Linked DNA regions of Homo sapiens: region 1 is linked to region 2. The links are chromatin loops, found by intact Hi-C in ENCODE. Cell type or tissue: GM12878. All regions are shown on one strand. Links, peaks and the distances in the headings refer to the core of each region. The heading gives the core; the rest is flanking DNA. Region 1 has its middle 130 kb from the start of USP9X. Region 2 has its middle 140 kb from the start of MED14OS.

The links. Hi-C counts contacts between places; a loop is a spot of excess contacts. Peaks named below come from ENCODE experiments on the same cell type or tissue, not always from the same donor. Only the 100,000 strongest peaks of a DNase experiment are listed, where the experiment ranks them.
Region 1: a loop joins it to region 2, with 6 times the contacts of the local background. A loop is called at or near these places in 1 of 110 quality-filtered maps.

What each region holds. Positions count from the first base shown.
Region 1 is chrX:40,949,301-40,959,668 of GRCh38, forward strand. No RefSeq gene overlaps it. Among named protein-coding and RNA genes, the nearest start is that of USP9X, 130 kb to the right of the region's middle. RefSeq lists enhancers at 484-1,167, 1,168-1,849. In GM12878, for the core only: no CTCF peak of the experiment used is centred there; DNase peaks (open chromatin) are centred at 3,751 and 4,391; H3K4me3 peaks cover 275 bases; H3K27ac peaks cover 821 bases.
Region 2 is chrX:40,867,239-40,877,606 of GRCh38, forward strand. No RefSeq gene overlaps it. Among named protein-coding and RNA genes, the nearest start is that of MED14OS, 140 kb to the left of the region's middle. RefSeq lists enhancers at 1-345, 4,332-4,411. In GM12878, for the core only: no CTCF peak of the experiment used is centred there; a DNase peak (open chromatin) is centred at 4,393; H3K27ac peaks cover 2,037 bases.

The DNA.
Region 1 (10,368 bases), core at 2,186-7,185, 83 kb after region 2:
ATTTGGGGCAACCGTCAACCATTAGAACTGCAATTTATTACCTACGGAAGGCTGGACCCTTTCAGGAGATCAGGGACAAGCAGGGAATGGTAAAGTTGAAAACGAGTGTATTAGTTCATTCTTGCATTGCTATAAAGAAATCCCTGAGACTGGTAATTTATAAAGAAAAGATGCTTAATTGGCTCATGGTTCTGCAGGCTGCACAGGAAGCATAGCAGCTTCTGCTTCTGGGGAGGACTCCGGAAACATACAATGATGGTGGAAGGCAAAGAAGGAGTGAGACATCTCACACGGCCAGAGCAGGAGGAAGAGAGAGAGTGAGGGAGGTGCCACACACCTTTAAACAACCAGATCTCATAAGAACTCCATCACGAGAACAGCACCAAAGGGATAGTGCTAAATCATTCATGAAGAATCCATCCCCATGATCCAATCACCTCCCACCAGGCCCCACCTCCAACATTGGGGATTACAATTCAACATGAGATGTGGATAGGGACACAGATCCAAACCATATTATTCTGCCCCTGGCCCCTCCCAAATCTCATGACCCTCTCACATGGAAAAATCCAGTTATGCCTTCCCAACAGTTCCCAAAAGTCTTAACTCATTCCAGCATTAACTCAGAAGTCTACAGCCCAAAGTCTCATCTGAGACAAAGCAATTCCCATCTGCTATGAGCCTACAAAATAAAAAACAAGTTAATTACTTCCAAGCTACAATGGGGGTATAGGCCTTGGGTAAATACTCCCATTCCAAAAGGGATAAATCGGCCAAAAGAAAGGGACTACAGGCCCCACACAAGTCTGAAACCCAGCAGGGCAGCTGTTAAAGCTTCAAAATAATCTCCTTTGACTCCATGCCTCACATCCAGGGCACACTGATGCAAGGGGTGGGCTCCCAAAACCTTGGGCAGCTCTGCCCCTGTGGCTTTCCAGGGCTCAGCCCACACAGCTGCTCTCATGGGCTGGCATTGAGTACCTACGACTTTTCCAGGTGCATGGTGCGAGCTGCCAGTGGATCTACCATCCTGGGGTCTGGAGGATGGTGGCCCTCCTCTTACAGCTCTTCTACGAAGTGCCCCAGTGGGGACGTTGTTTGGAGGCTCCAACCCCGTATTTCCCCTCAGCACTGCCCTAGTGGGGGTTCTCCATGAGGGCTCTGCCCCTGCAGCAGGCTTCTCTCTGGACATCCAGGTGTTTCATACATCCTCTGAAATCTAGGCAGAGGCTCCCAAACCTCAACTCTTGCACTTTGGGCTTCTGCAGGCTTAACACCATATGGAAGCCATCAGGGCTTATGGTTTGCACCCTCTGAAGCAGTGGCCCAAGCTGTACCTGGGCCCCTTTGAGCCAAGGCTGGATCTGGAGTGGTTGGGGCACAGGGAGCAGTGTCTCAAGGCTGTGCAGGGTGGCAGGGTCCTGGCCTGGCCCATGAAACCATCTTTCCCTCCTCGGCCTCTGGGCCTGTGATGGAAGGGGTTGCCAGGAAGGTCTCTGAAATGCCTTGGAGGCCTTTTCCCCATTATCTTGGATATTAGCACTTGGCTCCTCTTTACTTATGCAAATTTCTGCAGCTGCCTTGAATTCCTCCCCCAGAAAATGGGTTTTTCTTTTCTACTGCATGGCCAGACTGCAAATTTTCCAAACTTTTACACTCTGCTTCCCTTTTAAATATATGTTCCAGTTTCAGGTCATTTCTTGGCTCACGCATAAGAGCATAGTTGTTAGAAATAGCCAGGCCATATCTCGAATGTTTTGCGGCTTAGAAATTTCTTCTGCCTGATACCCTAAATCATCACTCTCAAGTTCAAAGTTCCACAGATCCCTAGAACAGGGGCACAATGCAGCCAACCTCTTTGCTAATGCATAACAAATGTGACCTTTGCTCCAGTTCCAAATAAGTTCCTCATCTCCATCTGAGACCTCCGTAGCCTAGACTTCATTGTCTATATCACTATCAGCATTTGGTCACAACAATTTAACAAGTCTCTAGGAACTTGTTAAACTTTCCCTCATCTTCCTGTCTTCTTCTGAGCCTTCCACACTCTTCCAACCTCTGCCACTTACCCAATTCCAAAGTTGCTTCCACATTTTCAGATATCTTTATAGCAGTGCCCCACTCCTTCGTACCAATTTTCTGTGTTAGTCTGTTCTCGCACTGCTATAAAAAAAATACCTGAGGCTGAGTAATTTATAAAGACAAGAGGTTTAATTGACTCATGGTTCTGCGGGCTGTACAGGAAGCATAGCAGCTTCTGCTTCTGGGGAGGCCTCAGGAAACTTACAATCATGACAGAAGGCAAAGGGGGAGTGAGACATCTCACATGGCCAGAGCAGGAGGAAGAGAGAGAGTGAGGGAGTGCCACACACTTTTAGACAACCAGATCTCATGAGAACTCTATCATAAGAACAGCACCAAAGGGATGGTGCCAAACCATTCATGAAGAATCCACCCTCATGATCCAATCACCTCCCACCAGGCTCCACTTCCAACACTGAGGATTACAATTTGACATGAGATTTGGATGGGGACACAGATTCAAACTCCAAACCTTATCAATAGGATAGGGGTTAAGGGCGGACATGAGGGGACACAGGTAAGTTACCAGGCTGAGTGGGTACAATTAGGAGCCTATGGTGGAAACAGACTGAGGCATCAGTGTGTGAGTGACCAAATCCAGGTGTATTAATCCATTCTCACACTGCTATAAAGAACTACCTGAGACTGGGTAATCTATGAAGAAAAGAGGTTTACCTGACTCACAGTTCTGCAGCCTGTACAGGAAGCATGGCTGGAAAGCCTCAGGGAACTTACAATCATGGCAGAAGGGTGAAGGGAAGCAAGCACGTTTTCACATGGTGGCAGAAGAGAGAGGGTGAAGGGGGAAGTGCTGCACACTTTTAAACAACCAGATCTCATGAGAACTCACTCACCATCCCAGAACAGCAAGTGGGAAATCCACCCCCATGATCCAATCACCTCACACAAGGTCCCTCCCCCAACATTGGGGATTACAGTTCAACACGAGATTTGGATGGGGACACAGAGCATAACCATATCACCAGGCAAGAGAATTGGTGTGTAAGAGGCAGTGAGGCCACAGTGTTGGCAAAGAAACAAGGTAGCAGAAACTAGGAAGCATCCAGAATAGTCTTGGACAAAGTGCTATGGAGAGCTTTCTGCTGTGAGGGGACCCTACTGAGGATCCTCCATCCTTATCCCTCAGGATGACCTCTGTTAACAGTGCTCAGTGTGTGCTACAAGCAATTCACAAAATTATGATTATTGAAATGTATAGATTGTGGCACAGATTGCTACTAGTTGCCTGCCCTTTTTGTTGTTGTTGTTAGACAGGGTCTCATGGTGTCACCCAGGTTGGAGTGCAGTGGCACAATCACAGCTCACTGTAGCCTTGACCTCCCAGGCTTAACTGATCCTCCCACCTCAGCCTCTCAAGTAGCTAGGACCACAGGTGCACGCCACCACGCCTGGCTAATTTTTGTATTTTTTGTAGAGACGAGGTTTTGCCATGTTGGCCAGGCTGGTCTCTAACCCCTTCTTTATTACTAATGGAAACATTATATTGTTGAGGGTGGCAATGTGCCCAGCTTTAAAGCAATACTTTTCCAGCTTGCCCTGCAGATATCGGTGGCTAATAAAGTGAAAGCAAAAGTCATTGCCTGAGTCGTCTGAGAAAGCTTTGGAAAAGGAACTGATTAATGTGAGTGATTTCACCTTCTGCCCTTGCCCCTTCTTCCTGCCTACAGCCTAGGATGTGGTATAAAATGTCAGTTGCAGCAGTCATCATGGGCTATAAAGCAACCTTGATGACGGGAGCCATGCCCTATAGGGGAGCAGAAAGAAAGAACCTGGGTCCTAATATATGTAGAGCTGCTATGTCACCACTGGACGCCCATCCTTGAACTCCTTTCACAGGAAAAAACAAAAAACAAAAAAACCAAAAAACCCATCATATTTAAGCCACCATAATTTGGGTTTCTGTGCCCAAATTTGGGTTTCTGTGCCCACCATAACTGATATGGTGACTAAGGGTTATAAAAGAAATATAATATTTGTGGGAAATTTTAAACTTTACATGTGAACTATCCTAATGAAAAACACTGGAAATGTTAGGTTTCCTAAGGTATTGATTAAGCCTGAAATCATTAGCTGATACATACTGAAAAGAGGAAATCATACATCTGAAATCATTACCTGATATATATACTGAAAAGAGGAACTTTAACTCAGCCAATAATTGTATCTTTCAACAAGGGAAATTTCCCTGTGAGCAAGTTTGTGGTACAAGGTCATCTGCAGCTGAACCTTTGCTGTGCCAAGGCTTTGGTGTGGGAGCACACACACAATTTTGAAGAGCTTGGACTTGATGTTCGTTTCCATGCCTGATGTGCCTGTACTATACATTGGAGAACATTAAGTCAGTAAGTATGGTATATGCCGGAGTCATGTCCTCTGGGGGTAAAAAAGCAACGAAAAGGAGAAACAAAAACTAATTTTAAAAAATCAGGCTGGGCATGGTGGCTCACGCCTGTAATCCCAGCAGCTTGATAGGCCAAGGCAGGTGGATCACCTGAGGACAAGAGTTCGAGACCAGCCTGGCCAGCATGGCAAAACTCCATCTCTACTAAAAATACAAAAATTAGCTGGGAGAAGCAGCACACGCCTGTAATCCCAGCTACTCGGGAGGCTGAGGCACGAGAATTGCTTAAATCTGGGAGTTGGAGGCTGCAGTGAGCCAAGATCACGCCACAGCACTCCAGCTTAGGCGACAGACTGAGACTCTGTCTCAAAAATAAATAAATAAATTAATTAATTAATTAAAAATTGTTCCCTTAGTCTTTGAGATAGAGAGGGAACAGAGCAGAGGGGACAAGGATGCACTTTTCTGAATATACCTTGCTTAGGAGACATAAAAATATTTTCACATAATTATGAAAACAAATTGAGGCCAGGCACAGTGGCTCATGCCTGTAATCCCAGCACTTTTGGAGGCCAAGGCAGAAGGATCACTTGAGCCCAGTGTTGGAGACCAGCCTGGGCAACATAGTGAGATCCTGTCTATAAAAACAATTTAAAAATTAGCCAGGCATGGTGGCATACGCCTGTAGTTCCAGCTACTTGGGAGGCTGAGGTGGGAGGATCCCTTGAGCCCAAGAGGTCACGGCTGCAGTGAGCCATGATGGTGCCACTTTACTTTGGCCTGGGTGACAGAGCAAGACCTTGTCTCAAAAATAAATAAATAAATAAATAAAAACAAATTGAAATCAAAAGGATAGAAATGAATCCCTGAATAACAAAAGAAAAGTGAAACAAATTAACATGTATATCAAGCTGGTAGGTTAACAACACAGAAAGAAATTATTTCAAATAACTTTAAACATGGGCTGGGCGTGGTGGCTCATGCCTGTAATCCCAGCACTTTGGGAAGCCGAGGTGGGCGGATCACCTGAGGTCGGGAGTTCGGGACTAGCCTGACCAACATGGAGAAACCCCGTCTCTACTAAAAAAAAATACAAAATGAGCCGGGCGTGGTGGTGCATGACTGTAATCCCAGCTACTTGGGAGGCTGAGGCAGGAGAATTGCTTGAACCCAGGGGGCGGAGGTTGCGGTGAGCCGAGATCGTGCCATTGCACTCCAGCCTGGGCAACAAGAGCGAAACTCCATCTCAAAAAAAAAAAAAAAACCACACAACTTTAAACACATGGTATTCATGGTAAATCTTTTGTGGGATATATCCTGTGGACAAAAAGATACACAAAAAAATCTTAAACTCTTAGTGATGATTCTATTATCGCTGTCTTGAAACTATTAGTGTGTATAATATATATACACACTTATAAGCACGTATATATAGTAAGATAAAACAAATAAGTAACTATGTTAATGTCATTAGGAACTAATATTTTCAGCCTAAGGGAAGAAAGACACAAATATTCAATGAAATATGTAAAAGCCATGTAATCTTAATTTTGAATTAGACATATCAATGTGAATTTATGAATTATTTTTATCTTTCCAGAAAGTACAAACTTTCCAGCTGTGCCTATTGAAAGGCAGTGATCAGCCCAGTAGCAATGAGTATACTTAATATGCAGATTGTGGTTTCTCAATGCGTTTACCCATTAAAGGGAACAAGGACTCCTTGGAGAAATAGCTGATTTCAGATCTGGGGCAGGAAATGTACATGATGTACAAACTGTTGCCGTGGAAAATATGGACGCTATCAAATACTATTGATATGTCCAAAGGACACAGTAACCAATTTTTTTTTTTTTTTTTGAGACAGAATCTCACCCTGTCACCCAGGCTGGAGTGCAATGGCATGATCTCAGCTCACTGCAACCTCCGCCTCCCAGGTTCAAGCAATTCTCCTGCCTCAGCCTCCCAAGTAGCTGGGACTACAGGTGTGCACCACCATGCCCAGCTAATTTTTGTATTTTTAGTAGAGACGGGCTTTCACCATGTTGGATAGGCTGGTCTTGAACTCCTGACCTCAGGTGATCTGCCCACCTCGGCCTCCCAAAGTGCTGGGATTACAGGCGTGAGCCACTGCGCCTGGCCGCAGTAACCAATTTTAATAGGGTCTACTTGCTAAAGATGGAACAAGTTGAACATCAAAAGGAGTAAAATCTTAAGGTCAGGAACAAAACAAGGATGTCTGCTCTCACAACTTCTATTCAACATTGTACTCTAAGTTCTAACCAGGGCAATTAGGCAAGAAAAAGAAATAAAAGAAATCCACATGGGAAAGGAAGAAATAAAAATTATTTCTATTTGCAGATGACATAATCTTGTAAGTAGAAAATCCTCAGGAATCCACTAAAAACTATTAGAACTAGTAAACACTTCTACCCCTTCGCTTAAAAAGATAGAGAAATTAACATAAAAAAATTTAAAAAGAGCTAGTAAACAAGTTCAGCAAGGTTGCAGGATACAAGACAAATATACAAAAATGAACTACATTTCTGTACACTAGCAATAAAATCTAAAAATAAAATAAAAAATTCCACTTATCATTAAGAAAATACTTAGGAATACATTTAACAAGAGAAATGCAAAACTTGTATGCTGAAAATTACAGAACATCTTTGAAAGAAATTAAAGATCTAAATAAATGGAAACATCATATATTCATGGGTCAGAAGACCTAATATTGTTAAGATAGCAATACTCCCCAAAGCGATTTACAGATTCAGTGCAATGCCTATCAAAATCCCAGCTTGCTTTTTTGTAGTAATTGACAAGCTGATCCTAAAATTCATTTGGAAATGCAAGAGACTCACAATAGCCAAAGCAATCTTGAAAAAGAACAAAGTTGGAAGACTCACATTTCCTGATTTCAAAACTTACCAAAAAGGTACAGTAATCAAGACCACGTGGTACTGGGATAAAGACAGACATATAGACCAATGAAATAGAATTAAGAGTCCAGAAATAAACCCATTCATTTACGGTCAAATGATTTTCAACAAGGGTGCTAAGACCATTTAGTGATGAAAGAATAGTCTTTTCAGCAAGTGGTTCTGGGACAACTAGATATTCAATTACAAAAAGAATGAAGTTAGACCCTTACCTCACAATATACACAAAAATTAATTTAAATGAATCAAAGATCAAATGTAAGAATTACTGCTATAAAACTCTTAGAAGAAAATAATAGGAGTAAATCTTCATGGCCTTGGGTTAAGCAATGAATTCTTAGGTGTGACACCAAAAGCACAAGCAGCAAAAGAAAAAAATACATAAATTAGACTACATCAAAATTTAAAACTTTTGGCCGGGCGCGGTGGCTCTTGCCTGTAATCCCAGCACTTTGGGAGGCCCAGGCAGGCAGATCACGAGGTCAGGAGTTCGAGACTATCCTGGCTAGCATGGTGAAACCCTGTCTTTACTAAAAATACAAAAAATTAGCTGGGCATGGTGGCAGGCGCCTGTGGTCCCAGCTGCTTGGGAGGCTGAGGCAGGAGAATGGCGTGAACCTGGGAGGCGGAGGTTGCAGTGAGCTGAGATGGCACCACTGCACTCCAGCCTGGGCGACAGAGCGAGACTCTGTCTCAAAAAAAAAAAAATTTAAAACTTTTCTGCTACAAGCAATACCATCAAGAAAGTGAGAAGACAACCAAAAAAATGGGAGAAAAATAATTGTGATTCATATACTTAAGAAGGGATGTATATCCAGAATATGTTTAAAAAACAAACAAACAAACAAACAAAACTCTTATGGCTCATACCTGTAATCTCAAAACTTTGGGAGGCCAAGGCGGGTGGATTGCTTGAGCCCAGGAGTTCAAGAACAGCCTGGGCAACATGGCAAAACCCTGTCTCTACAAAATAATAATAATAATAATAATTAGCTGGGCATGGTGGCACATGCCTGTAGTCCCAGCTACTGAGGAGGCTGAGGTGGGAAGATCGCTTGGGCCTGAAAGCGAGGCGGCAGTGAGCTAAGATCACACCACTATACTCCAGCCTGGGTGACAGAACAAGATCCTGTCTCAAAAAACAAAAAAACAAAACAAAAAAACCTCTTATAATTCAATAATAAAAAGGCAAATAACCTAATTTTAAAATGGGCAAAGGATATGAATAGACTTGTCTCCAAAGAAGATGTACAAATGCCAATAAGAACCTGAAAGGATGCTCGATTTCATTAGTCACTAGGGAAATGCAAATCAAAACCACGATGAGATACCTCTTTTCACCCAGTAGGTTGGCTACAATAAAAAAGACACATAATGTGGCCAGGCGCAGTGGCTCACACCTGTAATCCCAGCACTTTGGGAGGCCAAGGTGGGCGGATCACCTGAGGTCAGGAGTTTGAGACCAACCTGTCCAACATGATGAAACCCCGTCTGTACTAAAAAATACAAAAATTAGCTGGGTGTGGTGGCACATGCCTGTAATCCCAGCTACTTGGGAGGCTGAGGCAGGAGAATTGCTTGAACCCGGGAGACAGAATTGCAGTGAACCGACATCGTGCCACTGCACTCCAGCCTGGGCAACGGAGCAAGACTCCGTCTCAAAAAAAAAAAATTACACATAATGTGAAGAAATTGTAATCCTCATACATTGCTGGTGGGAATGTAAAATGTTGCAGCAGCTTTGGAAAACAGTTTAGCAGTTCCTCAAAATATTAAACATAAAGTTACCATATGACCCAGCAATTCCACTCCTAGGCATATACACAAGATAAATGAAAACATGTCCACACAAAAACTTGCACACCAATGCTCATTGCAGCATTATTCATAATAGCTGAAACGTGGAAACAATACTGTAATTAGTTTCCTAGGGCTGCAGTACCAAACTGCTACAAACTGGGTGGCTTAAAACAAGAGAAATTTGGCCAGGCGTGGTAGCTCACACTTGTAATCCCAGCACATTGGGAGGCTGAGGTGGGCAGATCACCTGGGGTGAGGAGTTTGAGACCAGCCTGGCCAACATGGCGAAACCCCATCTCTACTAAAAATACAAAAATTAGCCCGGCGTGGTGGCGCCTGCCTGTAATCCCAGCTACTTGGGGGGCTGAGGCGGGAGAACTGCTTGAACTGGGAGGCAGAGGTTGCAGTGAGCTGAGATCCCGCTACTGCACTCCAGCCTGGGTGACAGAGCAAGACTCCATCTCAAAAAAACAAAAAACAAACAAACAAACAAAAAAGAGACAGAGAGAGAGAGATTTATTCTCTCCTAGTTCTGGGGGCTAGAAGTCTGAAATCCAAATGTTGGTAGGGCCATTCTCCCTCTCAGCATTCTAGGAAAGAATCATTCCTTGCCTCTCCTAGCTTCCCGCAGCTCCAGGTGTTCCCTTGGCTTGTTGTGGCTGCATCATTCCAATCCCTGCCTCCCTCTCTATATGACATTCTCCTCCTTCTCCCTCTGTTTCTCCTGTGTATGTCTCTTATAAGGGCATTTGTCACTGGATTTAGGGCCCATCTGTATAACACAGGGTGATCTCATCTTGAGATCCTTAACTTAATTACATCTGCAATGAATCTTTTTCCAAATGAAGTCACGTTCACAGGTGCCAGGAGTTAAGAAAGATAGACATATCTTTTTGGAGGCCACCATTCAACCCACTACAAACCCAAATGTCCAGCAACTAATGAATGAATAAACCAAATGTGGTTCATCCTTATAATGAAATATTATTTGGCAGTAAAAAGGAACAAATGTACTGATGAGGCAGGAGAATAGGGTCTGGAGGCAGGGAATGTAAGGCTGTTTCACGCCAACTTCCTAAAACTAAATTGAAAGGAAAACCCTAACTTTCCAAGCCTAAGTAACAAAAGGACCAGAGGCTACTCCCTTTGACCTTTTCTGCGTGGTAGATGGGAAGTTGGCTG
Region 2 (10,368 bases), core at 1,702-6,701:
TCAGGTCTTCACCCTTCGGCCCCTTCTAGAAAAACCCCAAGTGACTGCTGTCTAGAAATATCCTCAGATAATTGGCTTGGCTGATGCCCAGATGTCCCTTGTCTTATATTAAGGTGTTGGGGAAGGAGGCAGGGACAAGTTACTCTTCTAGCTCTTGCATTGTATGATTCTGTTATTCTAAATTTTGAGAATTTTTTTCCCTTTTAAAGAGTGAATTAATTCTATTTTGACAGCATGACTTGGATCCCATCCAGGGAAAAGAGGTAGGAAGTTCCAGGGATGTGAGTCATCTATCCACCGGGGCTGGAGGCAGTTCTTCTGTTCTTATCCCATGACAAGGACAAACTCTCTGTCAAGGTCAGATCATGTTCTGAATCCATACTCACCAGGCAGCCTGCCATTTCCAATGGCAGCTTCTCCTGGGGCTCAGGAAGGAGGGCTTAGGTGAGGCACCTGGACAATTTGGTCCTTAGAAAAGGGTGTTCCTCTGACTGTGAGTTAAGAATCTAATATCCTGTGTGAGGTGGGAAAAAGAAGTGAGTGCATGGCTGGGTCCTGAGTTTGGGTGGTAGAAAAGGTCTGTTTATAAGATGGAATACTATACAGCAGTATTGACATGGATGCCCTAGAGCCACATTAGCAACATGGACTAATTTTTTTAAGCTTTATTTTATTAATTGACACCAAAAACTGTACATATTTATGGGATACAATGTGATATTTGAATACATATATACATTGTATAATGATCAAGTCAGGGCAATTAGCAAATCCATCACCTTAAACATTTATCATTTCTTTGTGGTGAGAACATTCAAAGTCCTCTTTTCTAGGAAATTTGAAATATACAAAATATTGTTAACTATAGTCACCCTACTGTGCCATAGAACACCAGAACTTATTCCTATCTAACTGTAACTTTGTCCCCATTGACCAACCTCTTTCCATACCCCATCTCCCCACCCTCCCCAGCCTCTTGTAACCACTACTACTGTCTACTTCTATGAGATCAACTTTTTTAGATTCTGCCTATGAGTGAGATCATGCAGTATTTATCTTTCTGTGCCTGGCTCATTTAACATAATATCCTCTAGGTTCATCCATGTTGTTGCAAATGACAGAACTTTATTCTTTTTTACAGCTGAATAGTATTCCATTATGTATATATACAATATTTTCTTTATCCATAGTATTCCATTGTATATATTTTATTTTTATTTATTTGAGACAGAGTCTTGTTCTGTCATCCAGGCTGGAGTGCAGTGGTGCGATCTCAGCTCACTGCAACCGTTGCCTCCCAGCTTCAAGCAATTCTCCTGCCTCAGCCTACTGAGTAGCTGGGATTACAGGTGCCCGCCACCATGCCCAGCTAATATATATATATATTTTTTTGTAAAGACAGGGTTTCACCATGTTGGCCAGGCTGGTCTGGAACTCCTGACCTCAAGTGATCCACCCTCCTCAGCCTCCCAAAGTGCTGAGATTACAGGTGTGAGCCACCACGCCTGGCCCCATCATGTATATATACAACATTTTCTTTATCCATTCATCCACTGATGAACACAGGTTGACTCCATATCTTGGGTATTATGAATACTGCTGCAATAAACATGGGAGTACAGATAACTCTTCAACATGCCAATTTCATGTCCTTTGGATATATAACCAGTAGTGGGATTGCTGGATCATATGGTAGTTCTATTTTTAATTTTTTGAGGAACCTCCAATACTGTTTTCCATAATGACTGTACTAATTTACATTCTCACCAACAGTATGTAAGGGTTCCCGTTTCTCCACATCCTTGCCAACACTTATTATCTTCTGTCTTTTTAGTAACAGCCATTCTAACTAGTATGAGATGATATCTCACTGGTTTTGATTTGCATTTCCCTGATGATTAGTGATGCTGAGTATTTTTTCGTATACCTGTTGGCGATTTGTATGTCTTCTTTTGAGAAATGTCTATCCAGGCCTTTTACCCACTTTTTAATCAGATGGGGTTTTTTTTGGCTATTGAATTGAGTTCCTTCCATATTCTGGATATTAACCCCCTTGTCAGATGCATAGTTTGCAAATATTTTCTCCCATTTTGTAAGTTGTCTCTTCATTCTGTTGTTTCCTTTGCTGTACAGAAACTTTTTAATTTGATATAATCTTACTTGTCTATTTTTGCTTTAGTTGCCTGTGCTTTTGAGATTCTATCAAAAAAAATCCCTGCCCAGACCCACACCCTGAACCATTTCCCCTGCTTTCTTCTATCAGTTTCATAGTTTTGGGTCTTACATTTAAGTTTTTAATCAATTTTGAATTGATTTTTGTATATGGTGAGAGATAGGGTTCTAGTTTCATTCTTCTGCATGTGAATATCTAATTTTCCTAGCACTATTTATTGAGAAGACTGTCCTTTTCCCAATGTGTGTTATTAGCAACTTTGTTGAAAATCAGTTGGCTGTAGATGTGTGGATTGATTTCTGGGCTTTCTATTCTGTTTCAGTGGTCTATGTGTCTGTTTTTATGCCAGGACCATGCTGTATGCTGTTTTGGTTACTATAGCTTTGTAGTATATTTCCAAGCAAGATAGACTAATTTTTAAAACATAATGTTAGAAAGGAAGAACAAGTGACAGGACACATAGAAAGTGCTACCATTAGGCTGGGCATGGTGGCTCATACCTGTAATCCCAGCACTTTGGGAGGCTGAGGCAGGAGGATTGCTTGAACCCAGGAGTTTGAGACCAGCCTGGGCAACAAAGTGAGACCCTATCTCTATAAAAAGTTTTTAAAAAGTTAGCTGGGCATGGTGGTGTGCACTTGTGGTCCCAGCTGCATGGGAGGTTGAGACAGGAGGATTGCTTGAGCTCAGGAGGTCAAGGCTGCAGTGAGTCATGTTTGTGCCACTGCACTCCAGCCTAGGTAACAGAATGAGACCCTGTCTCAAAAAAAAAAAAAAAGTGCTACCACTTATAAAATGTTAAAATATGCAAAAATATCAAATCATTTAGGATAAACATATATCCCTAATGATTTATAATAGGATATAATGTCTATAGATTTATAATATACGTATATGTGATCTACATGTAATAAAATAATAAAAATACACATGGAAATGATAATACCAAACTTGTAGCTGTTTTGGGGTAGAGAATGAAAGTGAGACTTGGTACAACAGAGGGCTCAACTATATCTGAAATGGGTTTTTTTTTTTTTTTTTTTTCCTTTTGGAGACGGAGTTTTGCTCTTGTTGCCCAGGCTGGAGTGCAATGGCGCGATCTCGGCTCACCACAACCTCCGCCTCCTGGGTTCAAGCGATTCTCCTGCCTCAGCCTCCCGAGTAGCTGGGATTACAGGCATGCGCCACTACGCCTGGCTAATTTTGTATTTTTAATAGAGATGGGGTTTCTCCATGTTGGTCAGGCTGGTCTCGAACTCCGGACCTCAGGTGATCTGCCTGCCCCAGCCTCCCAAAGTGTTGGGATTACAGGCGTGAGCCACCGCAGCCGGCCCTGAAATGTTTTCTATCTTCAGCTGGATGTTTGTTACATTGTTCTGTATACTTTTTGTATATCTGAAGTATGGTTTTTAAAATAATTTCAACTTTTATTTTAGATTCAGGAGGTACATGTGCAGATTTGTTACATGGGTATATTGTGTGACACTGAGGTTTGGGGTACTAATCATCCTGTCCCCCAGGCACTGAGCATAGTACACAATAGGTAGTTTTTCAGCCCTTGTCCCCCTTTTCCCCTCCCCCTTCTAGTAGTCCCCAGTGTCTATTGTTCCCATCTTTATGTCCTTATGTACCCAATGTTTAGCTATCACTTATAAGCAAGAACATGTGGTATCTGGTTTTCTGTTCCTGTGTTCATTTGCTTAGGATAATGGCCTCTAGCTCCATCCATGTTGCTGCAAAGGACATTATTTCATTATTTTTTATGGCTGTGTAGTATTCCATTGTGTATATGTACTACATTTTCTTTATCCAGTCCACCATTGATGGGCATCTAGGTTGATTCTATACCTTTGCTATTGTGAATAGTGCTGCGATGAACATACAGGTCCATGTATCTTTTTTTTATAGAATGATTTATTTTCATGATTTTTTTTTAAGTGGAAAGAAAGGTTAAGTTTCAGTAGGCTTGAGTGAATGTTAAAGCATCAACTTGTGTATTCACTGGGACAGTCCCTCAATTATGACTGTACAAGTTGCTGATGTCCCATGAGCAAAATTACCTCTGTGTCCAGGGACTTTCCTCCTGATTGCAGCTGAAGCTATAAATATTCTCACCTCTACCCCTGCATCATTGCTGGGCCCACCCCTGCTCCTTTTCCCTTCGTCTTTCTGTCACTGCTGGGAAGCCCCTGCCTTTGCTCAGACTTCTGGATGCCTTCCAACTCATTTTCCTGTCCTGCACACTCCAATCCCCCATGGTGTAGGAATCCCCACTTCTGACAGTAGAGCACAGTAGGGAGGAGAGAAGGTGAGCTGAGTTTCTGTTCTCACAAGAAAACTTAGAGTGGATTTTCACCAGGAAATAACACTCTACCAAGTAACTGGTTCTTGACCATCATTAATACTAGCGTCTCATTTCCTGTGGGTGGCGTGGGCTCTGGTGGTGTGCTTAGGAACCAGTCATTCATATAGAACTGAAGAAAATCTGTTCTGAATTCTAAGACAGATTTTCCAACAAACTTTTGGATCAATACCAAGTTTTAAGTTGTCAGTTCCCTATAAAGCCCTAGGGGTGCCTAGCTTAGCTAAAGGGAAAGAATTCAAGGTTTCTGTGGGTGAAGTAAGACAGGGAACTTCAGGGGAACTCCAGAAAGAATTTCCTGGGAAATAAAATTGCATCACGGCTCACCTGCCTGAGCTGCTTAGAGTGTTCATGCTTCTACTAAAGAAGCCTTCTTCTCTCTGCAGCCCCACATTTTAAATACGAACAGTATAATAACAAACTCCACCAAGAAGAGCTGATCATTCACCACACAATGTGATTTCTAATTGCTTGAATAATACCGTATGATGGAATAATTTCCTACCCAGTAAAAATGATTTCTTTTTTTTTCAGAGTGATAATATCCTGTTAAAATATAATGCCATTCTAGACAGTGACTACACAATGGAGTGGTTTTTTTTTTTTCCTATATATAACCTTTAAATGCTAAGCATTAGGATCAAGGCAGTAGCAAGTGATAAAACAAGTTCCCAGATGAAGAAAAGAATTCTTTGGGTCTATGTTGGAATCTAATTACCCAACATCCTTGGGTAAAATAGTGAGTTGACAAATTTATGATACATAGATGGTCTTTGCTCTGTTTCTTCAGAGAAACTCAGTTGCACAAGAATGGAAATGGATTTTTCCATAAAGCTGGTGTGCAGTATAACATCTATATTTGGACAGGCACACACACACCATGTTGCTAATTTTAATGCGCCAATTAAATCCTCATTTTGTGCATCACTGAACCCATAAAAGCAGATTTTTTTTCTTTAGAAAATGAAATTGCAAGACATTTGTTGTCTAGTGACCTACTGTGCCAATAGGTATGTAGAGCATGAGGTGCTCTCTAGGAATACAGAGGAAAGTGAAGACGTGCTTTCCGTTCGTGAGGCATTTAGAACGCAGTCAATTACAAGTTCAGAGCAGAAAGCAGCCTCATATCAGAAAGATGAGAAAAGTGAGGCCTAGAGAGAAAGAATGACCTTCCAAAAGTCACACAGCCAAGGAGTGAAGTTGGTCAGATGAAAACCAGCTGTCCAGAAATGGAGCTCAAAGGCTAGCCTCTCAACAGCAGCCCTTCACAATACCCATGTGGAGGCAGGGACAATGCTGCGCTAGATTAAAATGTTTCTCTAGGTTGGGCCATGTTCCTGGCATATAGATTCTTCCATGGGGCTCATGGGAGGCTCCTTCGCTGGGCCCCTTTGATTGCAGCTCTGGTGATGCTCACCATACAGTGTTTCTCTAAAATCCACACCCCTTTTGGCTTCTGGTTCTTGGGCTGATGTGAGAGAGTGGGAGTAGAGGCTCGAATCCACACTTTCTTTAAGAAATCCTCTTTGGAAACACTTAAAACTGTTGTAGCTTTTACAGACACCACCCCTATAACTCTGAAGTCCCACTCCTAGATGTATGTGCAAGAGAAATGTGTACATATGTTTACCAAAAGACATGTGCTAAAATATCCGTAGGTATTCATAATAGCCCCCAGTTGGAAACTACCCAGATGTCTATCAACAGTAGAACGGATAAATTGTGGAATGCTCACACAATGGGATGCTATACAGTAGTGAGAATAAACGATCTACAACTACATACAGTATGGATGGCTCTCATAAATAGAATGTTGAGCAATGAAGTGAGCCACTAAGGGGTACACACTGTATGATTCCATTTATATAAAGAACAAAAAGAGGCAAAAATAATCTGTGCTATTAGAGGTCAGGATAGTAGTTACCCTTGGGGGTAGTAGTGACTGAAAGCGGGGTACAGAGACCTTATGGGATGCTAGTAATTAATCTTCTGGTTTTGTTGGGATATTCAGTTTGTGAAAATTCATCAAGCTATAAACCTGTTGTTTGTGCACATTTTAATATGTATCTTATATTTCCAAAAAGATTAACAAAAGAAGACTCCAACCTTTTTTTCTTTTTTTTTTCAAGAGTGGGTCTCACTCTGTCACCCAGGCTGGGGTGCAATGGTGCAATCTCATCTCACTGCAGCCTCCACCTCCTGGGCTCAAGCAATCCTCCCACATCAGTCTCCCAAGTAGCTGGGACCACAGGCGTGTACCACCATGCCCAGCTAATTTTTTTTTACTTTTTTTTTTTTTTTTGAGGCAGAGTCTCGCTCTTGCCCAGGCTGGTATGTAGTGGTGCAATCTCGGCTCACCAAAACCTCCGCCTCCCAGGTTCAAGCGATTCTCCTGCCTCAGCCTCCCAAGTAGCTGGGATTACAGGTGCCTGCCACCATGCCCGGCTAATTTTTGTATTTTTAGTAGAGATGGGGTTTCACTATGTTGGCCAGGCCGGTCTCAAACTCCTGACCTCGTGATCCACCCGCCTCGGCCTCCCAAAGTTCTGGGATTACAGGCGTGAACCACTGCGCTCAGCCGATTTTTTTTACTTTTGTAGAGATAGGATCTCACTATGTTGCCCAGGCTGGTCTCAAACAATCCTCCCATCTCAGTCTCCCAAAGTTCTGGGATTACAGGTGTAAGCTGCCATGCCTAGCGTCCAGCCTCTTTTTCCCCCATGGCTCCCACATGCAGAGGTGCAGCCCGCTATCACAGGCTGTCTTAATTCAGGCTCTGATCCTAGCTCCCCAACCACAGAGAACACACAGTTACCTCTTCAAGGGTCCCTTTAAAGTACCATTTCACGGACTTAAGGTTAAAAGGGGGCTCCCCATCACCTCAGGGGTCGGAGAGGGATGCCCACAGCATGGCAGTAGCCTTATCTAAAGAACCTTCTTCACAAATCCTTCTTACTTCTACCCTCTCTTGATGCCTTTGTAGTCAAAATTGTTGAGGGCATTTGAGAGTCTTAGAGCATACCTTTTGTAAAGTCAGCCTCTGTAGATCTGAGCACACTCCTTTTGGATGTCTCTTGTATTGGTGCAAAACAGCATTGGGAAGGTCCATTTTCATATCTTATTACGTAGGTAAATAAGAAATCTATCCATAATAATGGCTTGTCACATTCATGTAGTGCTTGGCCTTTATAAAAGAGAATGCAGATCTATTGCCTTAATATTCACAGCAACCCTACAAGGTAGGTGTTACTCTCGTGTTACAAGTGAGAACATTAAGACTGGTAAAGGAGAGGTGACCTGCCCTGCCTGAGCTTACACAGGCACTACATGAAGACAGGGATAGCCCAAGCCAGGGCTTGTGACTCCAGATTTATTCTCCCCCTCCCCCACCTCCACCAAGGGTAGGCCAAGGTGGAGATGTACCAAGGCAGAGAAAGAAGAGCCTGGGAAACTTCTGCTTGCTGTTCTGGGATGTGAGCTTTGGAAGATACCAGAATGGGTTTGAATGGCAAATCTACTACCTATCAAGTGCATGATTTGGAGTTAGGTTATTTCACCTCTCTGGACCTTAGATGATAACATCTACTTCTTATGGTTCTTGTGAACATGACATCCAATAGCCATGTGAAATGCCTTTTAAAGCATAAGGCTTTAAAAGGATATTGGTTTTCTTCTCCCTTTGAACAAAGCCTAAGGAAGTCTAAGGAAGAGTAGGTGGGGAAGGACAGTAAGCCAAGTGAAGGGTGGAGGGTTCTGAGTAGCTGATAAGGATCATGGTGGCACATTGGACAGAGTGAAACATGGACCTTTATCAAGTCAAGGCAGTTTATTCCTCCACTACACAGACTGTTTAGTCTGTTTAGTATTTGGAAAGAACAATTTAACCTCAGCTGCAAGACTAGGCTAGAGTCCAGGTTCTAGTATCTAGTAGCCAGCTGTCTAGAAATAAGGGAGGAAGGTAAATTGAAAGAACTTAAAACCACGGGTAGGGCTTTCCATGTCAAAAGTTGGAAATTATTCTATGAAAGAATCAGGAAAACTGGTCATGCCGAGGGATTCTCCCTACCTTTACCTCTTTTTAAGTGTTTCCAGCACGTTTTTGTGTGTGTATTTTCAGTAGTTCAAAATGATGAAGTCTAGCAGACACTATTGGTTACCTCCCCAAATCATTTCACCTTGCAGAAACACCTGGCCATGTGCTCAGGGAAGGTACTCCCCCAACACCCAATTCCCAGACACTTAGGGTGATTTCATTCCTCTAGTCTTTGATCAGTTTAAGCATGGGCATGTGATCTAAACTTGGTTAATGAATCTGATGGGGGAATCTTGGGAAAGTTTTGCTCACTCTTAGAAAGGGACACAAGACTGGAAACATTCCTCCCTTTTTTGCTCCCCCTCTCAATGCTATTTTGTGAGAATGTGACGCCTGGAGCTACTGAAGCCATCTTGTGATCATGAAGCACAAAACCCACCATACTGAAGATAGGGAAACAGTAAGAGAAATATCACGTAAGTCCTTGATAATGTACCACTGAATTAGGCAACTCTGGTATCACCTACATCTAGACATATATAAGTTACTAAATGCCATGATTGTTAAGCCAATTTTAGAGAAGTATTCTGTTTACAGCCAGAAGCAAACGTTTTGCGTAACCAAAATAGCAAACATTTTTGTACTATATTGTTCCTTTTTACACTATTAATGCTCATTTATTAGATGATGTAATTAAACCTACCAATAGAGGAGAGAGAACACAGGGTTCTACTGTAGGAAGAGACAAAGGAGGTCTTAGAAATGGAGTGAAAAGGTGGCCAAAAAAGGATGAGAAGATGGAAGGAATTCCCTTCACCAGATTGGAAGAAGAGCTAAAAGTAAGCTATAGCCCCGACACGGTGGCTCACGCCTGTAATCCCAGCACTTTGGGAGGCCGAGGCGAGTGGATCGCTTGAGCCCAGAGTTTGAGACCAGCCTGGCCAACATGGTGAAACCCCGTCTCTACTAAAAATACAAAAAATTAGCAGGGCATGGTGGTGGGTGCCTGTAATCCCAGCTACTTGGGAGGCTGAGACAGGAGAATTGCTTGAACCCGTGAAGCGGAGGTTGCAGTGAGCCGAAATTGAGCCACTGCACTCCAGCCTGGGCGACAGAGTGACACTGTCTCAAAAAAAAAAAAAGAAAAGAAAAACAAAAAACATGAAACATATCATTTGCCCATTTTCCATTGTAATAAATGTTTTAGTTCAAAAATAAAAAGAGAATCACTCGAGAAGTGCAGGCACAAACTTTGGTTTGGTCTCTCGTATTTGTTTGGTAGTTACCTTAGACAATTGATTTCTGCTGGCTCAGCCATGGCTAACTACAAACTAGCACTAAGGGTTTATCAGGATGATGGGTTTAAATCTTGCTTTGCCACCTTTAATGGTTTGACCTAGGGCAAGTTCTTTAGCTCTCTGTGCCTCTGTTTTCCCGTCTAAAATGGGGATAATAATGATACTTATAGAGTTGTGATAAGACTAAAATGAGAAGGTCTGTGTTCAGAATGCCTGGCACATAGTACTGAGTAAATGTTAGCCCTTATTGTTGTAATTGTTATTACAGTTTCCATGCTATCTAATCCTTTTAATGCAAATGTGCAAATAACTTAATATGCATATCATATTAAAGGGACCTTTAAAACAATGAGGCCGGGCGCAGTGGCTCACGCCTGTAATCCCAGCACTTTGGGAGGCCGAGGCAGGCAGATCACCTGAGGTCAGGAGCTCAAGACCAGCCTGGCCAACTTAGTGAAATCCCATCTCTACTAAAAATACAAAAATTAGCCAGTGTGATGGC